Linked DNA regions of Mus musculus: all the other regions are linked to region 2. A link is a loop called in an ENCODE intact Hi-C map of the cell type or tissue named here. Cell type or tissue: heart. All regions are shown on one strand. Region 1 overlaps Corin (corin, serine peptidase). Region 2 holds the start of Corin (corin, serine peptidase). Region 3 overlaps Corin (corin, serine peptidase). Region 4 overlaps Corin (corin, serine peptidase). Region 5 overlaps Txk (TXK tyrosine kinase). Region 6 overlaps Corin (corin, serine peptidase). Region 7 overlaps Corin (corin, serine peptidase).

Evidence for each region. Hi-C counts contacts between places; a loop is a spot of excess contacts. Peaks named below come from ENCODE experiments on the same cell type or tissue, not always from the same donor. Only the 100,000 strongest peaks of a DNase experiment are listed, where the experiment ranks them.
Region 1: it touches region 2 in a loop (3-fold over the local background); 5 of 42 quality-filtered maps call a loop at or near these places.
Region 3: a loop joins it to region 2, with 4 times the contacts of the local background. A loop is called at or near these places in 4 of 42 quality-filtered maps.
Region 4: it touches region 2 in a loop (6-fold over the local background); 25 of 42 quality-filtered maps call a loop at or near these places.
Region 5: a loop joins it to region 2, with 1.9 times the contacts of the local background. A loop is called at or near these places in 2 of 42 quality-filtered maps.
Region 6: a loop joins it to region 2, with 3 times the contacts of the local background. A loop is called at or near these places in 4 of 42 quality-filtered maps.
Region 7: it touches region 2 in a loop (3-fold over the local background); 5 of 42 quality-filtered maps call a loop at or near these places.

The regions. Positions count from the first base shown.
Region 1 is chr5:72,450,036-72,454,035 of GRCm38, forward strand. All of the region lies in intron 3 of Corin (corin, serine peptidase), which reads right to left. Among named protein-coding and RNA genes, the nearest start is that of Gm23712, 33 kb to the left of the region's middle. In heart, no CTCF peak of the experiment used is centred here; no DNase peak of the experiment used is centred here.
Region 2 is chr5:72,504,160-72,508,159 of GRCm38, forward strand. Corin (corin, serine peptidase) reads right to left here and starts at 49. Exons shown (of 22, transcript NM_016869.3): 1 at 1-49. In heart, CTCF peaks have their summits at 568 and 1,814 (motif pointing left); no DNase peak of the experiment used is centred here; H3K4me3 peaks cover 673 bases; H3K27ac peaks cover 773 bases.
Region 3 is chr5:72,410,662-72,414,661 of GRCm38, forward strand. The region is part of intron 5 of Corin (corin, serine peptidase); the gene reads right to left. Among named protein-coding and RNA genes, the nearest start is that of Gm23712, 6.2 kb to the right of the region's middle. In heart, no CTCF peak of the experiment used is centred here; a DNase peak (open chromatin) is centred at 1,550; H3K27ac peaks cover 2,285 bases.
Region 4 is chr5:72,348,825-72,352,824 of GRCm38, forward strand. The region is part of intron 10 of Corin (corin, serine peptidase); the gene reads right to left. Among named protein-coding and RNA genes, the nearest start is that of Gm23712, 68 kb to the right of the region's middle. In heart, a CTCF peak has its summit at 1,689 (motif pointing right); no DNase peak of the experiment used is centred here.
Region 5 is chr5:72,699,649-72,703,648 of GRCm38, forward strand. It overlaps Txk (TXK tyrosine kinase), which reads right to left. Exons shown (of 15, transcript NM_001122754.2): 12 at 3,620-3,684; 13 at 961-1,079. Among named protein-coding and RNA genes, the nearest start is that of Txk, 51 kb to the right of the region's middle. In heart, a CTCF peak has its summit at 2,117 (motif pointing left); no DNase peak of the experiment used is centred here.
Region 6 is chr5:72,425,633-72,429,632 of GRCm38, forward strand. All of the region lies in intron 4 of Corin (corin, serine peptidase), which reads right to left. Among named protein-coding and RNA genes, the nearest start is that of Gm23712, 8.8 kb to the left of the region's middle. In heart, no CTCF peak of the experiment used is centred here; no DNase peak of the experiment used is centred here; H3K27ac peaks cover 179 bases.
Region 7 is chr5:72,442,444-72,446,443 of GRCm38, forward strand. The region is part of intron 3 of Corin (corin, serine peptidase); the gene reads right to left. Among named protein-coding and RNA genes, the nearest start is that of Gm23712, 26 kb to the left of the region's middle. In heart, a CTCF peak has its summit at 1,762; a DNase peak (open chromatin) is centred at 3,868; H3K27ac peaks cover 427 bases.

The sequences.
Region 1 (4,000 bases), 54 kb before region 2:
TTATAAAGAAAATTTAAATTACTAGGCTATTAATTAATATGCCTACTGTTTGCTAAAATACCCTGAGTACCAAGTTGGGTGTTGTAATATAAGTAACATATTCAGGAAGCTTCTACTATGCTGTCTGGGTCATGAAGGTGTGTGGCCATTTTTCTGTATTTAAGCCATTACGAAGGCAACCTTCAGAAACGTGTTTGGTCTTCAATAGAGAAGAAAAGCAAGCGTGCATCGATCGCTCCTTTCTTACAGCTATCATATGATTAAGCAATAGAGCTGCGTACGCAGTGATATACTCATGGATAGAAACTCAAATGAGCACCAAAACTCCATACTGGTGACTGTTACATGTTATGTTGCCACATGATGTAGAAGATGCTTAAATTATTTTATAACCCTTTAAAGAAAGATATACAATTAAGAAATTTTTATGTGGAATTCTTATATCACTCAAATGTACCCCCAAGGCCCAGAAAATGAGCAAAGCAACTTGATACGATGATGATGATGATGATGGTGATGGTGATGATGATGATGATGATTTTGAGGACAGTTGGATGCTTCAATTCGCACTGTCCACAGTGAATTAAACAACCAGACAGAAAACTATTAGGAAATTAGAGAAATAATACATTTTTGCTTCCCTTATAACTCAAAGAAAACTGAAAACTGGAAGCATGTGTCCTACCTCAGCTTGTACAAGAATCACAGCAGTATAGTTCATGGGTGCTAAAAAAAAAAAAAAGGTAGGAGCAACTGAGATACCCATCCTTGGAAGGATGAATAGATACAATATTTCATATCCATTCAATGGAATATTACTTAGCACTGAAAAAGAGGATGAAGTCATCATACGTGATACGGATACATACTGAAAGCACCCAAATAGAGAGAAACCTGTGTTGTCTAATAAGCTTCCACGTGCGTCCAGCTTTTGATCATTGAGGCACCTCGTGGTCACAGACAAAGCCCACACAGAGGACCACACAGCTGAGTTACAAAACCCATTCCATGATGTGCTAAATCAACTCTGAATTTTGAGGCATGCTCATAGCTATCCTTGGCCAGATGCAGGCCATGGGCCTCAGGCTTGACACACCCACAAATTTCAAAATGAGCAAGCCCAGAGAGGCATAATTTTATTAGCTTAGGTCAGGGATTGCATAAAAAGGGAATATGAAACAATAGAGCAGAGGTTTTGTAGCCAGTAAATAAATAAAATAAAATTAGGTAGTAGTAATAATTGCACAACTTTATAAATACATTAAAAATGGCTGACTTGGACATATCAGGAAGGTGGACTTAATATGTTGCTAATGTCTTAGGAAGCAGTTACTGTCTTTGTTAATTTGTTCTTTAACAATTTGACCCTTGTGTAGAATGCATTCTGACCACAGATCTCCTTCTGCTGTCTCTTACCCATCTTCTACCTCTGCCCTTCCTCCTACCAAACTCCCATTCTGCTTATAGGTCCTTTTGGTTTGGTTTTGCTTTTTAAAAGCACTTATTTTCCCCCCCTAGGGGCTGCCTACCAGAGACCTGAGAAGAGAAAAGAACACCGGAAGTTCTCAGGACACCAATCCATTTTCTGACACTTCACCAGAACAGTCTACTTTAGTGTGAACCACACTCTATGTGATCGCCAACCTCTTGCTAGCGAGTCGTCCCTTTCCTTCAACATGTGTTTAAATACTTAAAATGTATATAAAGAAAAAAAGTTATAAAATGGAACCCAGACATAGCACGCAACCTAGAAACATGTCTCTTGCTGAAACACAGCATTAACGTTTACAGTGGGTCACCTCCTTCTCTCCATCTCCCTTGGAGTTCACAGTGAGGGATCAGGAAAGCCCAGAAGTACAGCCTGTCACGTGAGGCTACCCCCATGAAGAAAGGCTGGTGGCTATGGCATAGTAGTTATGTGGTATATTCTAGTTAACACTTTGTAAGTGCAGAATTCTCAGCCATGACGATGATAAAAGGGTCCCTCAAGAAAAAGTGTACTGGAGCAAGACCGTTTCTAACTACCTTTGGATAAGAGTTGGTCAGGAAATCCAGGTAGACCATCTGGCCATGGTATTTGGTGATCAAAGTACACTTAAATGGCTTTTACATATACTAGGAAATTTAAAACTCTTAGTTGGAGAACAGTAATAACACAGGGAGAGAAACCAGTTCTTCTGGCAGATGCTAATATGAAAAGAAGACATTAAATGATATCTTAACATTGGTTAAATAAAACCAAGCAGTGGAAGTGTGATCAGATGCCACCGACATATATTAAATATTTTCAGTGAATACACTTTACCTAGTCATTTAAGTGGTCGCTGTTGTATCAAGAACAGCACGGCCAGCCATCATTAAAACCAAAAGAAAACAGAAAGAGTGAAAAGCCAATGACTCTATTCCCCCAGAGGCTAAGTTGTGTGCCGTTACAGTACTCTGAGCACTATAAACTATAAATTCTACCAGGAGCAAAAGGCACTGAGAGAGCACTGGCCCAGGAGACCCAACACCCGAGACACAGCTTCACATCCACCAGTTGCCAGCTAAATGGTACGGGACACGTCAACTTGATTTTGTGTCTTAAACAATGAAGCGCGTGCTTGCCTATCCTGTGGTGCTCATCAGTTAGCTTTGGGGCTCGCACCCAAATATGCCTTCTAAACCATCAAATACTCAGGAATCCCAGACTGGCATTCTCACTAGAGTATTTTAAAATAGAAGCTCCCAGTGGCCAACGGTTCCAGTTAACATCAACAGTGGGTTGGGAGTCTCCTCGGCAAGCAGTCAAGCACACCAACAGCACAGATGGGCAAACTGTCAAAGGCTTCAGCCTCTCCTCATGCAATCACTGTGATTTCACCTGGATTTCATCTCTGTGTCAAAATAAGTTCCTATCCAGCCAGAGGAAGAGAATACCCACGTCAGGGGTTCCATCAAAATTCCAAGCTAAACAGCAGGCACCCTGTATTTCTTTTATTCTCCAGGGTATGTGCTTGTCAAATTGATTTGAATCTTAATGAATGGCAGAACTTTCAACCTACAGACAAATCCACTTAGAGGAAGAAAATGACAGTTGCCATAATTGTAACCTCGTTAGCTGGGCTGTTTTTATGTAAATGGCTTCTTCACTTCTGATGGAAAACACCGTCCTTGAGAGAAATGAAGTGCTAGAGCAAAATATGAAACCTCGGAATTAAACTCACGTTGAAAATCATTTTAACGTGGCATAATTCTGCTTTGCAATATTGCAATCCAGGTCGCAAGCCTGCCTGCACCTGGATCGCTGGTGCACACTGAGTGTAAGAGATGGCTAAGACCCATGCGTACACTGTGAAATAGTGGAATGGAAGCAGACTGGGTTTCGTGAACTGGAGAGACAAAACAATTCTGCTTTCTCTCCAGCACTGGCCAAGCCACACCGTGAGAGCTCCAAGTTAACTTACAGCTTTCCCTGCCTATGAAAAGAAATACTCTGGCTGGGACTAAGATGCGATTCCTTTTGTGGGTGTCATGAACGAGAGAGGAAACAATGTGACCATGCATGGATGAGTGTTTTGTCATTTCTGATGACATCACCTTGCTGAAGGGAATTTAAAAAAAAAAAACCAACAGGACAATGTCATAGAAGGCCTTCTTTTTTTTTTTTTTTGTATCCCTTTACACACAGATATTGCACAAGGTCTTCTGGAAGTGGGATAACTTTACTGAAGGTCTGGGGCCGTCTAGGGGTTGAGTTACATTCCATAGTATGATGTCTCCCTATTCTGTCTTTTCTCTCTGGCCCAACTCTTTTTCTGGAAATCCTAACTCTGCCTTGGAGTTCACCCAGCAGGAGTTCTTGGCAAGTGCCACTTTCCAGAAGGTGTGATTGTTTGCAGTTGCCAAGATGTCCAGTAACTGTCACCACTAATAAAAGAAGAAAGCAAGACACAGACAAGACAAACTCACCTCTAAAGCAAATAGGGGTGAGTTTTTAGTCACGTTCTCCTCTTCCTCT
Region 2 (4,000 bases):
TCTCCGACGCCAAGCCACAGGAGTGAGGGACCGTCTGCCTGGGGACTAGAACGAGCCACTGAGAAGTCTGTGCTCACTGACCTACGGACGGGAAGGAGGTGGCACCCGATGAAAGGAGGAAGGGACAGGGAGAAAAAAGGTTGACTCTGAAGTCACCAGGACTCAGGCCACGCGACCTGTGTGCTGGAGGAGCGAGGAGGGTGGATCTTACCCTCTTTGGGGCGTCAGCTCGGCGGCTGTACTCCTCCGGAGCAAGGGCGGGGGGCCGTTTCGTGAACATATCTTTCTCCTCTGTCCACTCTTATCTCGGTCGCTTTTCTCTGCTCTATGGATCTCGAGGAGAGGCACTACGGGTGTCTTTCTCCTCACTCGGAGTGAAGTTATACTCAGGGGATTGGAGCCCCATATTTTGTCTGCTGGGCAGACCCCACCCGCAGACCACTCCCTCCCTTCACTCACGTCTCTGGGTCCTACCCATAACCCTTAATGAGACAGTTCCTCCATACCCACCCCAGCCTTCAAAAAAGTTATTTTTCTATGGCAGATGGAGAGCCAAGAGTCTACTGCCCCCATCCTCCACACCAGGGAAAAAACAAACAAACCAACCCTTCAACTATGGGGCAGCAGCTTTTGGCCTTTGCTGCTTTGTTGAGGGCAGAACTTTGTTGAGCAGTGTAAAGGGCTGCTCTCTTCCGAACTCTCATTATCACATCTAGAACAGTCTATCCCCTCATACAGGATTCTAGCCAGGCAAGTATCAAAATGAATGTCTTCAGACACTAGCGATCCAATGACAAGTTTGTTGTGTTCGAAAAGATGTCAGGTTTCGAAGGCAGGCATTATTCGTGTTACACAAATTGCAAATCTGTCTTCTGCTACAAGTTTAGGGGGGGAAACGGCGTTGCTGTTTGAGCTTCATGGGCTAGGAGAACTCGGGCCTGCGATTGTCTGACAAGAACCTGCCCAGGCTGAAATCAGGGGCCAGCAAATTCGCGCCCATCAGACAGGGAGCTGCATTCTAATAGCGTCAAGGAAAGCAGTGTAGACATTCCAAAGCAAAGGTTGCATTGAAGCCCAAGACAATTCTTAAATATTTATCGAAAATTGAAAAAAAAAACCGCCAAGGATAACAAAAATTTAAGTTTTCTTAAACGTGAGTTTTAAATGCATTTTTAATCAAAATTTTCAAAATTTCAATAATTATTCAAGGTTATACTGTAGCCCATCTCCACTAGAGAAGGCTACATATAGTAAGCAGACAATAAGACCTTGAGTATCATTGTGTGGACAAAGGCACATTTGTACGAGTGGAAGGAAGTGGTAATGGGTACTTTGCTTCCGAAAAGACATGGAGTGTGGGAATATCATCTATGTGTCGTTAAAGACGAGGGACACTTGACCTCAAGTTATTCCAGCATCAGTGAGGCATGCCATTTCTAACAAGGGTTTCACAATTCACAAACCTGAGTGTTCCAGCATGCCGGGCTCTGCACTAAGCATTTTGCACATACCCTCTTTAACTTAGAGATGAGAGGCAACTGGCATAACCCGCTGAGGTCATTTGGTAGGCAGTGACCTGACACTCCCCAGAGATGGTGGCATTTTGTGACTGAGTTCTGACTGAGACACTGCCTCAGCGCACACCACCACCCACAGGAACCCCATCTGAGAACCCAGAGCCCAGGAGACACATTTGCCAACTCCACCCTGAAGGCCAGAGTTAAGCAGTCTGTGATGGAACAGTGGGTGTACGTTCACCCATCTTGAAGGCTCAGTTGAGTTTCTTTCATTTCAGAGTTCTGCCCTCTGGTGGAGATGATGCAGGAACTATAAACCTGAAATAGCTAAGTAGATTCTTCATGGTGTTCCTGGCTCTTCTATGTTGGGTTCCTAAGGCTGACTGTACTGAGAAGGTGAACGCTCCGAATACCTCCTCCTAATAGCTGCAGCTGCTGTGAGTATCAGAACCAGTAGTCGAGGTACTTTACGCTGCTGGGAGCCCAGTATAAGAAATGAGAATGAACATCTATGTTTAGACTTTGTAATTTTTAATACTGTAAGAAAACAAACATGTCTTATTTTCAAGTTAATTTAATTATGAAGTGTACTCATGGTGATCTTTTTAATGATCATTGTGAAATTATTCTTTTTAAAAAATCATGTCACATACTTAAACTTATATTATGAGAGCTGTGGTTGTTAGCTTTGCTAGGCAAGTGCTAGCCCCTCAGTTTATTAAAACATTAGTAATCACTGTCCATGTCTTAAAATACTCTTAATTTTACAAAAATTAACATCTCTGGTACCATTCTGGACGTTTTATTGTCTATCATTTCAGGCATATATCAAACTATTCATATATTTATAATAAAAACCAAAAACATTAGAGAGATTTATGGGGATTACTGACAAAATACCCATGTGTGTGTTAGTCATAGAAATAATTTTCTGTGCCTTCCTCTTCTTTGACTTGGTCATAAGAATAAACAAAACCCTTCCTTAAAATTAAGGCTCTCACAGCAAGAAGAATGTTTTGGTGTGCCATTTTGAGGTATGCAGACTATAGATAAGAATTATATACTGCATATCTCAAAATGTTAAAACAAATGATTCTGATAGTTTTTTTTTTAAAAAGAGACTTACAGAAAATTAACTTAAAGAAATATGCCTCTAGACTGGGTGATCTTTTTTACAGAGTGACGTTTGGCCATGACATAACTATAGGTCAAATTAGACCTTAATTAATACTACAGATGAAGGCAATTTGGGGTGGGGCTTTCTTAGCAAAGTGGTTGGCATCTCAGCATGATGATGGACAAGTGTCACAGTACTCCACTGCTGATCTACTTGGTGATCTGTCTCATTCATTTAGTGTTTGCCAACTGCCAGAGCTCATGCCTTCCAAGAACTTCATTCCAGTGGAACAACTAAATGAACAATAAAATCAACACACATATTTCAGCTATTGAAAATATTTGCAAATAACATGGGAAGGGTATTAAATCATCAGAGTATATTGTCAGATGATACAAAGACACAAAACTGTGAAACAAAATTAAATAGGACAAAATCCCAGGCAAACTGGAACTTTATACAGAGGAGGATGGGTTTATCTTAAGAGGGAAAGATGCTAGGACTGGAAACACACACCCTTAATCCCAAAGTCAGAGGCACACAGATCTCTGTGAGTCTGAGGCCAGCCTGGTCTACAGAGAGCTGCAGACCAGTCGGGGCTGCATAGTAAGACTGTCTCAAAAAACAACGCATACCTATCATAATCTACCACACAGTGAAGTCCCCCATGATGATTTGTAACGCTGTAGGCAGACCTAATATTTCTGAGTCACCATCCTCTAATACACTCTGGTACTCACTTGGGACAAAGACACTAAGAACTGGCTCACAAGGAAATCTCCGAAGAACACTCCTTCACTTCACCCTCCTCGGGAGCTGCGGGTGCCATCCTATTGCTCAAATGCACTCAACTCTGGCAAGCATCCTCTTTACTCCTCCAGGAGTGGTGACCAATAATCGTAAAGTGAAGTGACACATGGGTATGCACTCGGTGTCTCACAGAGACACTGGCTCAACTATGTGCATTGTTGGTTTATTCATAAAGGCCAGCAAGCAGACACAACCTGTGCAGAGGAATTGTAATCCAGCAACATGGCTGCTCTGGCAAGAGATTATATCCAAAGACCTTCTAGGTCTATATGATCCAGCAGAAGGCAGACACGTCCTGGCTTACAGCATGATCTGGCTGGAATACAGACATGTCCTTAGTACATACCTTTAATTCCTAACAGTAAAATTAAGGTTTGTTTGTAGAAGGAAGCAGCAATGTTTTAAAGTGACATCTAATTGAGGGGCTGACAGGGTGACAAATCAGAGAAAGATTTGACAGAATGAGTCTGATACAGGATACACCCAACTCACAAGAACAATACAGGAAAGAGAGGCTACTCAAGAGCAGCGAGGTGAATGTGTGTGGGGGGGGTGG
Region 3 (4,000 bases), 93 kb before region 2:
AACTCGATCCTGTGGAATACAGATAATTATGGTATCGGTAGAGGCAAAGGAAGGAGTCTAGCATGTAGCCAAGAGGGCTGGGAAGTGGATCACATCAGAATCCAGATGTGATTCTAGAATCTAACGGTAGACGGAATGCTACAGCCAGAGAAGCATCGGGGACAGAGGCCTCCCACACAAGATGAAGAAGCACTTCCTACTTCCTTCCTCAGGCTCTCCTGTCTCTTCTGAGAAGTAACCCTTCAGGGCTGTTTCACAGACTGTAGGAAAGAAGTGCCCGGCTCACACCCAGGCTGTGGACTGTGTACTATGTAATACTTTCCCACTTAAAACAGTGCCAGCTGCCTGGTGCAATAACTGGTGCAATTATTTACTTCTTTTCTGTCCTGTTTTGCAGTCCCAGGTCTCATGTGTAGTAGGCAAAGACTCTATCACCAAGCCACATCCAAGTCCAATAAGCTACTCCTTTGACCATGTCTCTCTCTTTCTCTGAGTAACACCTGTCCCACATCAACCTGTTCTAGCCTATGTCTCCCTCCGATATACCATTGAAACCAACTTCTTGTATAAGGTCGGAGTCTACGCTTAAATATTTATCTCTTCACTGGCCTGTGAAGTCATGAGAAAGAGGCATGTTTTCATTCCTCTCCCAACTGTAATAAAGTTCATGGCACAAAGAGTGTGTCTACCGAACTGAAACGTTTGTATATGCGAAATGCATCGTGGCTTCCAAAGTCATCTGAAATACATCGCCTAGGGTGGTAAAGTGGTTCTACTGTCCAAGTCTGATTATTTGTGTTGTGAAGTTGAGATAAAGATGTTTGAATGGACTTGACATTCTCCAAGTCCCAACAGTTAGGAAGCAAAATCATGTAAGCTCACATGTAAGTCACTGATGCTAAGTCAAGGCTCTTCCAAGAGGTGGCATCTCTGTATAGAAAGAGTGGTTAGGTAATTTAAAACTTTAAGTAATTTAAAGTTATAAACATAAGAAAATCTGAGGTTCTGGGAAAAAAAAAACACATCATTTTATCTAAAGCTGGCCATTGTAATGAAAAGCGCCTGGTCAGCTTTTAATAGTTTCGCGGCACTGCCTACAATCACTGTCAAAACAATGATTCTAAGAATCTCAAAGAAAGCATATGGCATAATCTCTCTGAAATGAACCTGCGATTCAATAGAAATTGAGAGTGGATGTTTTGCCGAGGTCCAGCAACTACAATTAGGGAGTCTGATACGATGGAGTGGTTGCTATCAGCAACGAGAGCTGGACAAAGCAAACATGACACTAGGAAAAAGAGGAGGGAGGTGGAAGAACAAACAGCCGAAGCTCTTTCATGGCAGGGGATCTCTTTAGACTCACAGAAATACCACTTAAAAACTGCTTTCCATTTATGATTACAACCAAGGTAAAGTTGAGGATTAGTTGGAACACTCGGCATGATTGATGGGCCTTGACCCTTAGCCCCACTGAGTTCTCACAACCCGGCTATGGAAACACGCACAAATGTTTATTTTTAAAGCTCTCAAGAACAGTTCCCACAGCATTATCACTCCAGCGCGTTATTTACTTTGCAGGGCCCGGCAACAGAGAGGATAAGACAACCGTGAGCCATGTATGAGAACAAATTGTCCCAGGAATTATGACTGATTTAAGGGCAGCTAAGAGGAGATGAATCGACTTCCCAGAACCGTGTATTAAGAAAGGCAGTTTTTACAGGTTGTAGGCTTTGGCTCACTGTAGTCTGGAGAGACATTTAAGAGTTTTTGTGAGAACGGGGCTGTAGTGGAGGGTAGCATTCAAGGATTACTAATTGACTCCCAAGATGGTGGGACATGCTTTTTGGGGAAGCTGGAACAGGACGGTTGGGGGTGCAGGGGCTGGGATTTTAAATAACCCTGGGATGATCTCTCTCACCCTCAGTTTCTTAATTTATAAAATGAAGATGAAAATACCTCGGGGACTTACTTGAGGCGAAAGGAGCTGACAGCTGTGAAAGCACTCTGGTAAAAAAGACTGAGACTCCAAATATAAAGGGAAAATACTGTATCCATGGACCGGTTATTTCACAAGCCAGTCAGCTTTTCCTCGTGTTCATGTCTGAGGCTAAGCAGGAACCTAATGTGAGCCTGAGTTCACAGTGTCTGTTGCCTGCACAAGCATACGTGTTTCTTCCCTCTTTGTCAAGAAGATCCCCTTTCCAGCAAAATCATCATTCCTCATCCATGCAGTTGGCTCCAAGCTACTCTCCTGTCATTTATCCTACCTCTCTGTAGTTTCTGCATGGCAGCATTTACATGTGTCATTGGTGTTCCTCTCTTTCTTTTCATATGTATTATAGTCTATGTTCAGTATCCCTCAAAAGTCATGAACTGTGATCTGGTGGTGGTGGAGGTGGTGGTGGTAATGGAGGTTGTAGTAGAGGTGGTGGTGGCAGAGGTAGTGGGGGTAGTGGTAGTGCAGATGGTGGTGGTGATGGTGGTGGTGGTGGAGGTGGTAGTGGTAGTCATGGTGATGATTGTGATTGTGAGGATGATGGAATTGAGGAAGAACTGTTTAAAACTTAAACATCTGTCGGGGTTTCTTAAACTCAGTATCACTGAAATTTTGAACCACACAATTCTACAATAGGGACAGTACTTTGTTTATTGAGGGATGTTAATCAGAATGTCAGGTCTCAGTAACGGATTCAATTAGTGATACAACTTCATTTCTACTCAGGTGTAACAACTAAAATGTTGGAAAATCACCTACAGTTAAGTGCAGCATTGCTGGGCCGGAGAGATGGCTCAGCAGTTAGGACAACTGGCTGCTCTTCCTAGAGGACCTGGGTTCCATTCTTAGCACCCACCTGGGAGCTCACAACTGTCTGTAACTCCAGTTCCTGGGGTCTGGCACCCTCACACAGACATGCTTGCAGGCAGAACACCAATGCACATAAAATGAAAGTAAATTGATAATTTTTAATAGAAGCACATTGCATGGGTATAAATTGCTACTATGCTCACTGATTGTATTTGTCAGAGGCCCTAGGGTCTGTATTCTGAATACAACAGGCATTTCGTTTACTCAATGAAAAAAAACATGAGAGAAAGACTGCACTGTGAGATCTGCAAGGTGGTCTTATATGATTTACTCTATAATAAATGCTTTTGTACTTGATGTACAATATATTACTACCACATAAACTTTTTTCAGTAGGTATATAGGTGTGCTAGAAATCATATTCTTATATATACATGAAGATCATTAGGTATCAGTGGCTTCTCCTAGAGCATAAGAATTATAAATATATGTGAGATGTGCCTATTGTTCCATCAAGATTGAGGCACAAGATATTTTTAAATCTAGAAGTGTATTTCATTGAAAAATGACATTTCAGAAAAACATTTAGAAAAAAGTTACATAAAAAAAATAACTGCAACTAAAAACCTACAAAGATTCTGGGACTCTGATTACTTAAGAAAATACTACTCTAGTGAACACATGGCTCTAATTATAACTGTTTCACCATTTTGCCCAAAGTCATCAATCTTTTCATAGATTAGAAGTGCTACAACACTTCCTGATAGCGTTGAACTGATATTCCCAGTGACATCTCAGGGTGACTTAATGAAGAATGGATACTGGTGAGTGGGTGTGTGTGATTTTGACTTTCAAAAACCTGCTACTCTTGACCTATAATATGGATTCTGATTATTAGAACACCCAAGGAGTCTGACTTGGAGACTCTCCATACGTATTCTTGAATCCATGTCAATTATGATATTTTCAAAAAGACCACTAATAAACACATTTAAATGTTTTTACCCAATCGACCACGAACAAATGTAGAGGAAACAAGGAAGTCTTGGGGACCCTTCTAAATCTACTTCCTCATCTTTCCATCAGAGTGTGTGTGTGTGTGTGTGTGTGTGTGTGTGTGTGTGTGTGTGTTGGAGGCTGGGATCAGGAATTAACAGGGGATCTCTACTAAAACAATGTGTCCATTCAATGAAA
Region 4 (4,000 bases), 160 kb before region 2:
AGCCTCCGAGAACAGGTGAGTTTGGGCAGGCTTGAGAGAAGGCAGTAGAGAGTGTCTGTCCCCTTGGTGATCCCAGTTAATACACTATGGACCCCAAGTTATAGAGTTAATCAGACATGTGTTATAAAATTGACCTAAGCACAATGAAGATTCCATGCCTTATTACGAGCAATTATTCAAGTGATTCTTGCTTGTCTGAAAAGTGGTATGATACAAATAGATAAGTAATATGGACTGGGATGAAATAAGCCTCGGGACACTTACTAATCTGGGGATGAGGAGAGCTTCATAGATACAATATTCATAAGGAACCGACCAGATTAAAATGTCATCGACAAAATATGCTCTGAATTTCTGTTTCTAGGGGGAGCTAGGACACCAGGGAACTGACATCATACCAGGTGAAAAGACAAGAAGGCAGAGAAGGCAAGAGTTTGGTCCTTGTTGTCTCCTGTATTTATGAAGAAAGAGTGTGAAGGACCCTTTGTATTCTCTCAGAGTAATAAGCTTAGCTCCTCCCACACTGTGTAATGGTATTAGGGGATAGGGTCCTCAAGAGGTGACTAGGTCATGAGAGCAGTTGTTGGGAATTAGGTCATTGTCCCTCCACACAGGACCTCAGAGAAATCTCCCTCTCTCATCCTAGCATATCAGATACAAAAAGAAGTTGGCTTTGTGTGGTTGAGAAAGGTCCATAGCTGGACTATGCTGGCATCCTTGACCTCAAGCTTCTAGACTCCAGGACTGTGACATATAAATGTCTACTGTTTAAGCCACTTAATTAATTGTAACTTATTATATCTGCTCAGAGTAAAACCATGGGAACTTTCAAATTTTGTGTTCAGATTCTTAAAAGATTTTCTTTTATAGGAATAATATAAAACTCCATAAGCAGTTCATTATCTCCCATACTTTTTTCTCTCTGCCTCTCCCAGAGTCTTTAGAAGAATTTAACGCCCCCCCCCCCCATGGCTTTCCCTACTCACACTCATGCACACAGTCATTTCTAGAGAGCTGTCTTTGCCTTTGCCAATGAAGAATCAGACCTTATTATGAACAATTATTCAAATAATTCTTCTTTGTCTGAAAAATGGTATGATACAAATAAAGAATCGGACCATTCCCACTATTCTCCCTGTCACTTTTGCTACAGGCTTTTTTGCTTGTCACAAGCACCTTCAATTCCAGAGATGAGGAGAAAAAGAGGCCTTTTTCTTCTTCTCTTGATACACTTACAATTTTATAAAATGGAGTTATTCACACAGATGCCACAAGCAATCCTTTTTCTTACACATCTTTTCTTTCCCTTTCTTCCTTTACCATACTAACCATGGCTTAACTTTTTACCAATGTGTTTCTATTAGGTGGTGAACAGATAGTACCATATAGATAATTTCTCTCTGTTCTGACATATGGAGAACAAATCACTTCCTATTTGTCAAAGTGTAACTTTCAGTTTCACTGCCAAGGGTGATGGGAAGATTACATAATGAGCATGCATTATCCTAAAGATCTTTATTGAGTGAGGTAAGGATTGGATCTTATGGTTTTTTTTTCTCTTAAAAGACATTGCTGAACTAGTTAGACTCTTAGATACTCATGCAATCCAAATTCAGTGGCTTTGACCAGTAAGCTTTTATAGCTTAAGCATGAACATGGATGGAGCTGAGTATGAAATAGTCACTAGAGGGCGATCACGTCACAAATTTGAGGATGCTTAGCGTAGACTGATTGGTCCAGCCTGCAAACATTCTGTACAGGTGCAGATAGATCAGGGTCCTGTAGATCAGGTTGAATAAATGACTGTAATGACTTTTTAAAAGCCTGGTGTTCTGTCAATGGCATCTCATTTTCAAAGTCTGCAACAAGAGTGAAAGCGGGACTGTGAACTATACATGTTACAGAGCTGCGAAGTCACTGGGAACTAGGTTCTAAATGATAAGCATTTACAGGAAAAGGTGGCATTTTCAACATTTAGTCATGCCAACCAGACACTCTGCTGAAAGCTCTGAGTCCCTCCCTATCATTATTATTTATAACAGTCTGTGAACTTTCCTACTTCCTGAACTTCAGCAGCAGAATCAGGAGGGTTGCCTAGACTGCCTAGGCCCTGTGGGCTTGGCAGGACTGAAGACAGCTGCTGTGTTTTCTCCTCAGCAGTCACATGATATTTGATGCTTCCTTACTGTAATATCAACAGCTGTAGGTGTCCCATGCCTTGATTCATCAATTGCCACCCAGTACTAATGTGTCAAGTAATCATCTACTCCTTACTCAGCAGGTGGGGATACTTGGAGAAAGACAGCATTCCCCTATCTGCCGTTTTCTACCAGGAGCTGAAATCTTTAACCATTTTGATGTTTGGCTTTTTCATCATGGCCCCAATACTATTTGTTTCTTCTAACTGAAGCTGGTAAAAATCAGACAGGAAGTTTTAGGTGAGAAGGAAGTTATAACTAGGGCAAAGTTATTCACCCCTTCTTCTTCCTTGCTGTTCAATAGGAGCTTTAGAAACAGGTGAGGCGCCATGTTGAAGTAAAGGCAAACAGAACACTGGGAACACAGGAAAACACCAAAGGGGCCCGACAGCCACACCAGGCTTCATAGGGTCTTGATGGATGTGAGTAGAAAGAGGAACTGTGGGAATGATTCTTTCCAGATGCTTCCCCCAGTTGCCTGTGCTGTCTCCTATGAGAGAAAGGTGATGGATTGGTTTCCCTGTGCCATAAGAACATCATCTCTACCTCTACCCCCAATGCAAGGCTATGTCTGAAATTTGCTCCCGGCAAGGCGTGGAGATGTCATGATGCCAGGGAGGCACTGGACAGAATAGTGCAGGGTATTCAAAGCTCTTCTTGTGATGCCATAAGCATGTCAGTACATTGTCTCATTCACAGAGGTGTAAATGTGAGGTTTTGGTTTGTAATGGAAAGTAAACCATGGACTTTCACTAGACTAGTGGTTCTCCTAGCAGTGGGCCCAACCCCTTTGGGGATTGAATGATCCATTCACAGGGGTCCCCTGAGACCATCAGAAAACTCAGATATTTATATTCCAACCCATAACTCCAACAAAATTGTAGTTATCAAGTAGCAATAAAAATAATTTTATGGTTGGGTTGCTACAACATGAGGAGCTGTATTAGAGGGTCACAGCATTAGGAAGGTTGAGAACCACCACTCTAGTGAAAATAGAAATTATAAATACATATAAAAACTGCCTACATCCAGTGTCGGCAGAGACACACACTCGTGTAGCCGAGTCACAGCAGACCACTATGGCTGTCACCATCAACCATGACTTCACACAGGAGTCACTGAGGACATAGAAGATATCCTGAGGCCTGAATCCTACTCAATGCATCTTCAGAAAGCACTGAAAAATGGGGTAATTTTTTTGTGAGATGGTAAGAATTAGTGTCTCCAGAGGCTAGAATCCAAGGAGTGGATGGCTCTGTCCAATGGATATCAACTTTCTTCGCTCACAGCATCCAGGGCATCAAACCAGACACAGTACTGGTCACGTGTGCTAAGCAATCAGCTTTACTAATATATTCCCTGTCTATGTGCCTATTTGTTTATTGTCCCTCTATATTCTAGTTAATTTTGCATTGAAGAAGAGAAAGAAATGTGGTTGGCACATGCCTTTAACCCAAGGACTCAGGAGGCAAAACCCAGCAGATATCTAAGAGTTCAAGGCCAGCCAGGTCTACATAGAGAGTTCCAGCCTAGTTGGAGATACATAGTGAAACCCTGTTACGAAAAAAAAAAAAGGAAGAAATGAGCAATTGTTCCTTGAATAACTTCCTATCTATTATTCCCTGTTCTCTCTTTGCGAATTCCAACTGAAAGAAGCAAACATCACGTAGAGGGGGGGTGGTCAAGAAGCTAAGCACTATTGATGCTAATAATGTTAAGCACTGTAAAATAATCACATTCCCGTCTATAGGAACAGACTTACAAAGGGATAGGCTACCTATCCATCTAGGTAGAGAATCAGG
Region 5 (4,000 bases), 200 kb after region 2:
GCTTGCTGGGGAAGGAAAAGACCAAGAGAGCAGAGCTGTGTGGGGAGGTGTCTGACCCCAGACACCAAAGCAGTTACAAGAAGAGTTACAAAGAATGCTACACTCCTCCTTTGGGGGCCCTGTGTTCCATCCAATAGCTGACTGTGAGCATTCACTTCTGTGTTTGCTAGGCCCCAGCACAGTCTCACAGAGACAGCTATATCAGGGTTCTTTCAGCAAAATCTTGCTGGTGTATGCAATGGTGTCAGCATTTGGAGGCTAATTATAGGATGGACCCCCGGGTATGGCAGTCTCTAGATGGTCTATCCTTTCGTCTCAGCTCCAAACTTTGTCTCTGTAACTCCTTCCATGGGTGTTTTGTTCCCAATTCTAAGAAAGGGGTCTGCAACCCTATAGGTGGAACAACAATATGAACTAACCAGTACCCCCAGAGCTCGTGTCTCTAGCTGCATATGTAGCAGAAGATGGCCTAGTCGGCCATCATTGGGAAGAGAGGCCCCTTGGTCTTGCAAACTTTATATGTCCCAGTACAGGGGAATGCCAGGGCCAGGAAGTGGGAGTGGGGGCGGGGGGAGTCTGGGGGACTTTTGGGATGGCATTTGAAATGTAAATGAAGAAAATACCTAATTTAAAAAGAAAAAAAAAGGAAAAAAAAAAAAAAGAATGCTACATCATGGCAAGGCGGTGGTGGCACACGCCTTTAATCAGCACTCCGGAGGCAGGCAGAGGCAGGCAGATTTCTGAATTCAAGGCCAGCTTGGTCTACAAAGTGAGTTCCAGGACAGCCAGGGCTATACAGAGAAACCCTGTCTTGAAACAAACAAAAACAAAAAAACAAAACAAAACAAAACAAACAAACAAAAAAGAATGCTACATCATATCAAAAAACAAACAAGCGAGAGAAGAAAAGAGAAGGCTGCCTTTGTAGCAAACCTAGCGACAGCAAATGCATGCACTCACCGAACGACCAGACATCAGACTTGCTACTGTATTTGTTGAAATGAAAGACTTCAGGTGGGCACCACTTGACTGGGAACTTAGCTCCAGAAGAACTGATATATTCATCGTCCAAAACATACCTGCCACCAGGGGATTCGAGCACACTGTGTTAATGGCCTCCGAGGCCTACCTGCTTCAAACACCTCTGACAGCTCGGATCTGCTAAAACAGCCTTTCCCCTGGAAAGGGCTTGTGCCTCTTGTTTTCTTGATGGCAGACAGGGAAATAGTTCTTTATTTGTTTTCTCCTCTAGAACCAGGTCTCCTTGGATTTCACCGGCTCTCTGAAAACTACAGTTCTACAGTCCCAACACTGGGGAAGTACTTATGTTCTTTAGAGTCCGAACTTAATTCTGCAAAGAAACAGCCCTGTGTTCTAACAGTAAAGGTAACAACAAGGTAGTAAATAAATGATAAGTGAAAAGCCGTACACGTCATAAAACATGGATCCAAATTGGTGCCACATTTTCTCTCACTTACTTATATTTTGTGTGGCACAAAAAAAGGGGGGATAAGTGTGTTCTTATAGAACTTCTGATATGAAAAATATCCAGTATATTATAATGTATGTATATTTTATATAGATTAGAAATAACTTTTCTTAAGACTCATATGCAGGAATATGAAATGCATGGGGAAAGAGACAGCTGGCTTTGGGCTCTTGCATATACAATAATGGTTCTTTTTTACTTATTTATTTATTTATTTATTTATTATTATATCTAAGTACACTGTAACTGTCTTCAGACACACCAGAAGAGGGCATCAGATCCCATTATAGATGGTTGTGAGCCACCATGTGGTTGCTGGGATTTGAACTTCAGACCTTTGGAAAAGCAGTCGTAACCACTGAGCCATCTTTCCAGCCTTATAATGATGTTTTTTAGCTATTTATTATTGCTGTCTTCATGTTCCCACTTTCCCCCACATATTCTATCACCTTTCGCCTTTAGCCCCTCTTCGGTAAAGACTACCTAAGGTTGGAGAGATGGCTCAGTGTTTAAGAACTCTGGCTGCTCTACCAGAGGGCCCAGGGTCTGTTGCCAGCACCCACAGAGTGGCTCACGGCCTTCTGTAACTTCAGTTCCAGGTAATAAGATGCCCTCTTCTGGCCTCTGTAGGTACTGCATGCACGTGGTACACAGACATACATTCAGGTGAAACCCCTCCATACAGAAAATAAAAATAAAGTCGGAAGAGAAAAATGTTTTAAAGGTACTGGTGAATGCCTTTAAATTCAGCACTTGAGAGGCAGAAACAGGATGGTATCTGTGAGTTCTTGGCCAGTCTGGTCTACATAGAGAGTTCCAGGACAGCCAGGGCTACATAAAGAGACCCTGTTTCAAAAGAGAAGACTGTGTAAGAGGAAACAGAGGAGGGCTGTTCCTTTCCCACTAGAGAGTCTCTACATTAGACTTTAGATAAAAAGGCTAGATCTGTTAATAAGATGTGGGAGGGGGGTGGGAGGGAGGACAGATCCCTGAGGAAGAAAGTTCTTGTCCACACAGGAGGTTGGTGGGACACCAGTTCTGTGTTGCTCTTTAGTTCCAGGAAAGGCAGAAAGATTCTGGAATACAAATGGGTCTTGTCTTGCCTCAGTAAACTAGGTCTTTGTCAGCTCCATGGAACTTTCTGAAGGAATCCTCTATGTAGACAGTCAACAGCCACCTGTGCAAATGGCTAGGCAGAGTGAAGTGGGAGGACAATAGCTACATAGATCTTGGCTGCATATTGCAACAGAACCAGCCAGGCCACCTCCATGACAATGCCCATGAGACACTTAAAACTTGGACTGCTGAGGAATGCAGAAAAACATCTGGAATTCATTAGGGTTAAATTTCTGGGCCTCAAACAAAAAGAAGAGCTCAAAATGTTTTTTAAAAAATCCTTGTATATATATGTGTATATATACAAGGATATATATTAGGTTTATCCCAGTGATGACTAAAACCAGTTTCCAAAAGTGGTTATACAGTGTCTGATGGTGACCTAATCAAATAGGTTTCTCTGTTTCTCTTTCAAAAATGCATTCAGCATGAAAAATACACTTACTTCATCACACATATTTTGAATGGACTGAAAAATTCTTGTTTTCATTTTAAGATCTACCATAGTTGTATCAACAACAACCTGAAAGAGGCCGGCAAGAACAGGCCACAGCAAGCACCCTCCCCCTTCAGGATAGGTAGAGCCAGCACCTATCCTGAAATCCAAGGCAGGCTGAGCCATGCAAGCCACGTGAACACTAAGCCCACAGGGATGCTTTCCTCAGAGCAGAGAGAGAGAGAGAGAGAGAGAGAGAGAGAGAGAGAGAGAGAGAGAGGGAGAGAGAGAGAGAGAGAGAGGAGAGAGAGAGAGAGAGAGGTAATAGCAACTTCATTTTGCAAGACTGAAAATGGAAGACTTGGTTAGCAAGATGGCTGGGGGCTGGGGAAGGGGGGGTGCTTAATACAAAGAATTTATAGGGTACAAGGGAAGAACTGAGTTTCATCAATTGATCGTTGACATTTACATGTGCACACACACACACACACACACACAATGTTTTGTTTTGTTTTAAAGCACAAGATTCCCTCTTACAAGTGAGCAAAGTAGACAGAGAGAGGTGTCACATCACGTACCTCGCCATGCCGAAGTCTGAGATCTTTACTACGCAGGCAGAACTGACCAAACAGTTCCTGGCAGCCTGTAGAAAGAAGAGAAGCATCCACCATGGGTCCTTCTTTCACATTTTTTTTTACATTACCTGTCTGCATGTGAACTTCGTGGAGACATCAATTACGGATGCACTTGTAGGCCATGAATTTTAATGAATCTTTTTTTGGGGGTGGGGGTACAGTTCGAGTTAGGGTTTCTCTGTTTAGCCCTGGCTATCCTGGAACTCACTTCGTAGACCAGGCTGGCCTTGAACTCAGAAATCCACCTGCCTCTGCCTCCCAAGTGCTGGGATTAAAGGCGTGTGCCACCACGCCCGGCTTAATGATTCTTGAATGTCACAAAAA
Region 6 (4,000 bases), 79 kb before region 2:
GGGCAGATGTGTTTCACTTTTCATCACATGGAATTCAGTGGTGAGACAGGCTACACTATTTTGGAATATAAGGATCTATATCCAAGCAACAACACACTGGCAACTGAAAAACAGGACTTGGCAGAAGGGAAGGACCACTTTGATTATCAGAATGACTATTTTAGGATGGGTGGTTGTTCCTAGTTGATATGTGAAGTACATTTGGTGAGGTGCAAAAAAAAGTCCCTGATGCATTTCAATTCAAATGAAGGCAGAGAGTTCTGATGTACCTCTCCAAGTATTTGTTGACACATTTGATTAATTTGGAAACATGTAACCACACAATGATAATAAGGACTTGTAGTATTTTTACTAGGAAGGATGTTTTAAAATAATTAATCTACCAAAAATGTTGTTCGTTTCATCTATAACTTCATTACTGAGTTTATTTCCAGGAAATTTTATTATGATACATCTAAAAATATATAGATGTTTATCTAGAAAATTTTAATGTTCATCATAAATGTAAATTTGTTAAACAGCTAGAGATACCAAAATAAACTTATACGACCAGTAGGCTTTTAAGAGTTATAAATCATATTTTTTTCTGTCAAATTGAGCAACTTTTAAAAAATATTTCATATAAATTCTTTGAGAATTTCATGCAACAACCACCACCATCATGCAATATATTTGATCAAATTCATCCCTCACTTCTCCCCTAATGCCTGCCAGATTCATCATCATCTCCTAACCAACAATTATCTGTCCTTTTGTTTTTATTAAGCTATTAAGCCCAATTTGTGCTTTCCTGAATTTGGAGCCATCCACTAGAGTGTGCTTGACCTACTATAGACAATTAAGGAAAATTGACTCTCCCTTCCCCTAAAGACATCAAATGTTCACAGATCCTCAAACGAGGTAAGATCTTAAGAATCCCCTTAACACTCTATGCTAGAATGTTGATCTTGCGTGGGTAGCCGCAGCTGCTGTGTGGGTTCATGACTACAGTGATTGTATTAAGTCCAGAAGACACTGTTTTATTCAGGTCCTCTCTGACTTCTGACTCTTACAGTCTTTCTGTCCCTTTTAACAGAATGGTCCCTGAGCCCTGGCTGGGTGTTTGTGATAGATAACAGATGGTCCAATGATAGATAGCAGATGGTCCATCCGTGGTTAAGACACAACCACTTAGCTCCTTCTCTGCCTTTTGATGAGTTGTGGGTTTCAGAACTAGCCACCATCTACTACATGAAGAAATTTCCTTGATGAAGTCTAAGAGCTGTACTAATTATTGGATATAGCGATACAAAGTTAGAGGGTTGGTTGATAGCATGCCCTCTGAAAAGAATAATAATGGTAGGTTCACCTCTGGGACCTGTGTGATTCTCTAACCCAGAATTCTTGGCCAGATTTACAGTTGGAAGCACATGTTCCATGCTATGGAGCAGGCCTTAAATTCAATCAGAAAACAGCTGGTTACCCTCGTAGCATTCTTGCCACTATTGCGTGGACATGTCTTACCACACTGGTCATTGTAGTTGACAAGGGTCACAGCAGAGGAAGCCTCTTGGTTATCACCCCTCCCACCCCCCACTGGATGCCCTGTGGGTGCTTTCCTTTGGGCTCCCTAAAAACAATCATTTCATATAACTATACTTAGAAAAAATAAGAAATTAACAGTAGTACAATGTCTTTGAGCTAAATGTTCTGCTAAACTATTGCCAAGATCTCATATCGCCACTGTCAACTTGTACTTTTAATAAGCTATGCTGACATATTAGGAGAACTTTATATTTAAAACTCTTTTGGTGAATGTTGGGAGGATGATTTGTGCCTGGGAAAACTTCAAACATTGCCCATGATCTCTGCCTTCTACAGCTCCTGCCTGCAGAAGCCCTTGTCTTGATTACGTACTGACCTTTTAACTTACTTCCAACCACAGAAACTCATAGGATGTCATGCATTATTGAGCTACATATGCTTATGACTTCTGTCTTATTTACACCCCCCACCCTTTTCTTTCTTGCTGATTTTGACAGAGCAAATTGCCATACTTATTAAGGAGACCACGTGCATGGTTGCCCTTGAGGGTGATTCATTTTTCAACAGCTCTTGAGAAAAGGAAGCTCTTCTAATGACTCATGAACTTAGAAATGGATCCTTCCCCAGTCAAGCCTTCCAATAAGACCTCAGCTCTAGCCAGCATGTTAATATGCACTGTGAGACTCTGGAGCAGAGGAGACAGATACAGGACCCCGAGGTTTCTATTTCCATGTGAGTTGTTTTACGCCATTGAGAGTGCGATAATGCATAACCCAGCTATTGGTAATGATAGTTTTCCTTGGCACATCACTTTGCAAAAGTCACATTAGTGAGTTCAATGTGCAATTTATGGATGAGACTTAGTAATTTTTAATACAATCCTACTTTGTCCTTTCTTAACTGAACTGTTCAGCAGCAATACTCACAAAGTCAGAGTTAGACATCTCACAGAACTGTGACCCTTCCTCAGCCAGGAAGACACTGTTCATGTCTAAAGAGTCTTGTAAGACCATGTTCTCCTTTTCTGTTACAAGAGAACTTAAAACTTAAAAAGGAGATCTCAGGCCCAACCACTGGCCCTAGCATCTTTACCTAAGGGTTTCACATATGAGCCAGCATAATGCAAGAATACGAATTCATCACTATTGCTAGAAAGAGCAAGACAACGGGTCACCTGGTGCCACTGTGAGGGTCCAACAGCACCTCAAGTGACTGAACAAAACTTACATGCCATAGAAAAGAGAGACAGAATGCTAACTTGGTCTCTACCTGCACTGGGCATGGAGATTAAGAAGTGTACAAGTGAAGGTTGGTCTTTTCCATAGTCTTCCACCAGAAAATAGATAATGGAAGGAGTCACCATATTCTTTATTCTCTTTCATCTGAAACTCAACAACTAAGACTCTGATTATCTTGTCTTTATTTGTAATAATCATGGGTCCAGCATGGAAAAGAGGACCCACTAAGGTTGGAGCATGGGATAGTATTCCATGAAAAAACGGTTGACAAAAGCAGTGATTCCTAATACCAACAAGGGTTAGTGCAGTAGGGTGAGGGCCAGGAGCTATTAACACCTAAGTTTAATGAGAAAGGGAATAATTGCTGGAACTTAGGAAGAGCCATCTAGGGAAGGCTATTACATGGGAGCCAAGTTCTTTCACATAAGATGCACCCAATATGTGCAAGTTGGCACAGAGGAATATGAGGTGACCATAGTAGGTGGCCACTAGGTGACCTGCCTATTCTGCATCCTGATATACTGGTGGCTCTCCAGGCATGAACCCAACAGAGAGCCCATATGTGATCGTTGCTAAAACAGTGTCTAGGGAAGAGTTGGAGAAGAGGCATGTGGCAACTGACTATGAAGGAGTAAATGAAGACTAGCCTGCACACAGCTGCATGCCCCACATCCAACTGGGTGGCGCAACAAATACTTGTAGAGAGGGGAAACATGATGGCATGTTGAGTAGATGATTCAACTACTATTAACTTAATATCTGGTAGGAGGCTGTATAACTCAGAATCAGCGAATGCAGCCATAGCAGGCTTTGAGGGTGGCTGTTTGTGCATCTCAGGGGGCTGCGTCAGAAGGACATAGTTTGGATCGAAGCAAAAGCACATCACAGTCCATGGAAGAAAAGTGGTTGCAATTTCCACTCAAGCAAAAGTTACTCTTGTGGGCTTCTTGAACTAGAATAAAAAATGATCGCATACTAAGATCATTTTCATGTCTGTTCATGCCATTAAACTGACCATCTATTGATTTATTTGCTATTTTTCATTCATTTATTCATTTAATCACTTCACATCCTGGTTGCAGCCCTCCTTCCTCCTGGTCCCCCTCATATAGCTCCTCTCCTTATATCCCCTTCCATTCTTTTCAGAGAAAGTTACCTCCCACCAATATAATGTAAGCTCTACAGAGCCAATAGATGGTTCCTGGGCATTTTCTTTGCAGTGTCTCCCTAGTATACAG
Region 7 (4,000 bases), 62 kb before region 2:
ATTCTCCCACTCAAAGTTTGCTCTCTGTCCCCTGTCTTCATTGTGTCTATTGAGATACTTAAATTGACATCACTTTATATTATTTGCTGGGGATTCATAATCATCAAATGAGATCATTGAAAGGGAGCACTTCCCTTCTTGCCACTGGCTTAATTATAGAAGCTAGACTGCCCCTGAAGGGTAGAGAGCCACAGCAGTGGTCTGATTCAGAGAGCTAACCTTTCCAGACAGCAAACATATCGCAGGAGCATCCCATTTAAAGTGTCCCTGCATCTTTTCACAGTATGTCAAGTATTATCTTCATAGTAGCACTGACAAATACAGATGGACCTCACCTTCATGATGTACTGATAAATTTATTGAAATTTGCAAGTATCAGCCAGGGCTGTTGGCATAAAGTGTAACCCTAGCTACCCAGGTGACAGAAGCAAGAGGAACATGCGTTCAAGGTTCACATGGACTACAGAATGAGCTCAGGGCGAGCCTGCATGACTTAGTGAAATCCTATCTCAAAGCAACATGGAAAAAAATATATTAAAAGCAGGCTGGGGAATTGTTCAGTGGTGAAGTGTCTGTTTGACCTATGTCAGGCCCTAGGAATCCCAGGCAGTATAAATCAAAAGTCGTGTGTGTGTGTGTGTGTGTGTGTGTGTGTGTGTGTGTGTGTGTGTGTGTGGCAGTGTAGAGCCAGCAGCAGTTGCTTGCCTGTGTGACTAGGTGGCTGACTGGAAGCTGGGGGTTTGTCACTGCCCAGAATCACAGAACATAGTATCACACTCCGCCAGAGCAGGAGAAAGTTCCCAACTCAAAGTAGAGTTTCCACTGCATGCATGCCAAAGAAACGAAAGTCAAGCAACTGTATGTTCCTTAGAGACCTGATCCCACCACCCTCCCACATCGAAGAAATGAATTCTTCACTAGAATGTCACTGGGGGTATACCCAATAATTATTCAAAGAATAATAGATGAGACTAAATCGAAAAACCTCTTGGCTTTAAAAGACTTTTTTTTTTTTATTGAATGATAGCCAAGTAGCTTTAGAAAGCCAGGGTATCTGAGACACAATGGCCTTGTTTCTGCTGCTGACTAACATTGCTGCTATTGATTTCAATAACCTGTTCCCTAGATGTCTTGACAGTGTGGGAGGTGGCCCACACTGTTGCCTTCATAAGATCTATTTATGTCTTTGACTACTGTCTGGACAGTACCTCTGTAGTTGAGAGGGGAGCCTCTCTTTCCTGTCTCTACAAAGCTACACCCTTGACCTTCTGTCATTCTCGTTGGCTTTAGCAGGAGATCTCACCAGAGTAAAGGGAAGGCAGAGGCTCTTTGAACCAAGTTCAAGAGGGGGAGAAATATGAAGAGGAAACACGGCACACAGAGTGCCACAGAGCACCCTCAGGACAGTGGGAGCACAAAGAACAGTACTGAGTGACAACTGTAGGAGGCTCTGCAAACTCTTGTGAAAGCTCGCTGCTCTGGGTCTGAGAAACAGACCACTCACAAAGCTGAGAGATCTCTAAAAGCAACAACAGTACTACTTAGTTTTCTCTTTACAGTGGCCAAATGCCTCATAAGCAACTTTAGGAAAGAAGGGTTTGTCCCATCTTACATTGAGAGGATGCTGGATACAGTCCATCAGGGCGCGTATTGGGGGAGGGGCGTCAGGCAGCTGCTCATGAGACAGCTGGGCACATTGCGCATCTGCAGCCTGGAGCACACAGAAGCTAATGCTGGATTCTCCACTAGCTGGGACTCCATTCCAGAAAACAGCGCCACCTACGTCGGTGTGAGCCTCACTCAGTTAATTCAATCTAGAATATCTCTCGCCCGGGGAAGTGGTGGTGCTCACCTTTAATCCCAGCACTCGGGAGGCAGAGGCAGGTGAATTTCTGAGTTCGAGGCCAGCCTGATCTACAGAGTGAGACCCAGGACAGCCAAGGCTATGCAGAGAAACCCTGTCTCAAAAAAACAAAAACAAAAACAAAAATCTCTCACTACTGGAATGGAATGGAGACTCAGAAACAAATCCACATATGTGCCATCAATTACTTTTGATAAAGATGCCAAGAACAAGTAATAGAGAAAGGATGAACTCTTCAACAGGGTTAAGAAAAACAGGTACTGACGTGCAGTCTAACTCAAATGGATCCTGATCTCACGCCATATTCAAAACCAATTCAAAATGGATCAAAAACTTAAAGATAAAACTTGGAACTGTAGGAAGACACAAGAACAATCTACAGTGGCCTAGGCCTGAGCAATAACTTAAGAATATGCTATCCAAAGTGCAGAGAGCACAAGACAAGACAGACAAATGGTACTATGTCAAGCTAAACGCCTTCTGCACAGACAAGGAAGCAATCAACATTACAGAGAGGCCCCTATGAAGTAAGAGAAAAATATTTGCAAATCATGAATCTGATTCTTATCTGGATCAGAGTTAATGCCTTAAATACAGAAAGAATTTAACAAGAAAAAAAATCCGATTATCAAAAAAGTCCAAGCATCTAGCTGAACAATTCTCAAAAGAAAACACACTACATAAAAAAGAAGTATAATATTGCTAGTCACCACATAAAATGTTAATTAAAACCACAAAAGACATAACTTCATACCTGCTAGACTGGTTCTTATTTAAAAAGAAAGAAAATGGCAAATATTGGTGAATATGTGGTATGTATTAATATAGATATAGTGGAAAGAAGTTTCTCAAAACATTAAAAATACAATTACTAAATGATCCAGACATTCCAATCATAGATAAATAAAGGATAAAAACATCAGACTATTAAATAGATGTCTCATCAACATTATTTGTAAGAGCTAATATTTCGACTCAGCCAACGATATAAACTTATAAAATTATGTGATGTTGGGTATATTATAGAATATTGTTCATCCTTTTCAAAAGAAGAAAGTCTTTGGCTGGGGATATAGCTCAGTGGTGGATTGCTTGTCTAACTGAAGTCGTGGTTTCAAACTCTGTCATTTGCAGCAACATGGGTGAACCTGGAGAACATTGTGTTAAATGAAATAAAGCTAAGCACAAAAATCAAACAATCGCATGAATTTACTCATATGTGAAATCTAAAAATGTCAAGCTATCAAGAACAGATTTATATCAGGGATGGAGAGATGGCTCAGGGGTCAAGGGCACTGATTCCTCTTCCAGAGGACGAGTTTCAATTCTTAGCACCAACATGTGGTTAACACGTGTAGTTACTGTTCCGGGACATTCAACTCTCTCTTCTGGCCTCTGGGGAACTGTTCACACACACGGTACACAGACATGCATGCAGACAAAACACTCATACACATAGAATAAAATAAAACATAATAATAATTTAAAATATTTTTAAGACCAAAGTAATATTATAGTTGCCAGGGGCTGGTGTGAGAAGAGGTGATCACTGGGAGACATTGTTTACAGGGCACAAAATTTCAGTAAGACTGGGAGAATGACTGTGGTAGGCCTATTGTACAATACTATGAGTACAGGTACTGATATGTATTATACACGTTGAAAGTTGTTAAAAGATACCTGGTATGTATTCTCTATAAATACATACATACATGCATACATAGATACATACACATACACACACACACACACACACACACACACACACACACACACACACACACACACACAAATGTCAGTCACAAAGAGAAACCCAGATACCGTGACAACAGCTTTTTCTCATACTTCAGAGCCAGGACTTTGCATTGAGGAGAAAATGTTTGCAAGTCCTCACCTATGGCCCAATTAGACAGAAGTCTTAGTCTATTCCCTGCTGTAGGGCAAAGTCAACCCAGGTCAGAAACACATCAGCTGAGCGGAATGATGACGGTCATCTGCTACACTCGACAACTAACAGAGAAGGGAACGTTCCGTCAGAGTCATTCCTGAGGCCAGCCGATTTGAAAGGATTTCGTGTCCTCCAAAAATTAACGAGAGTGTCCAAGTAAGATAAGGGGAAGCAGGAGGCTTCCTTAG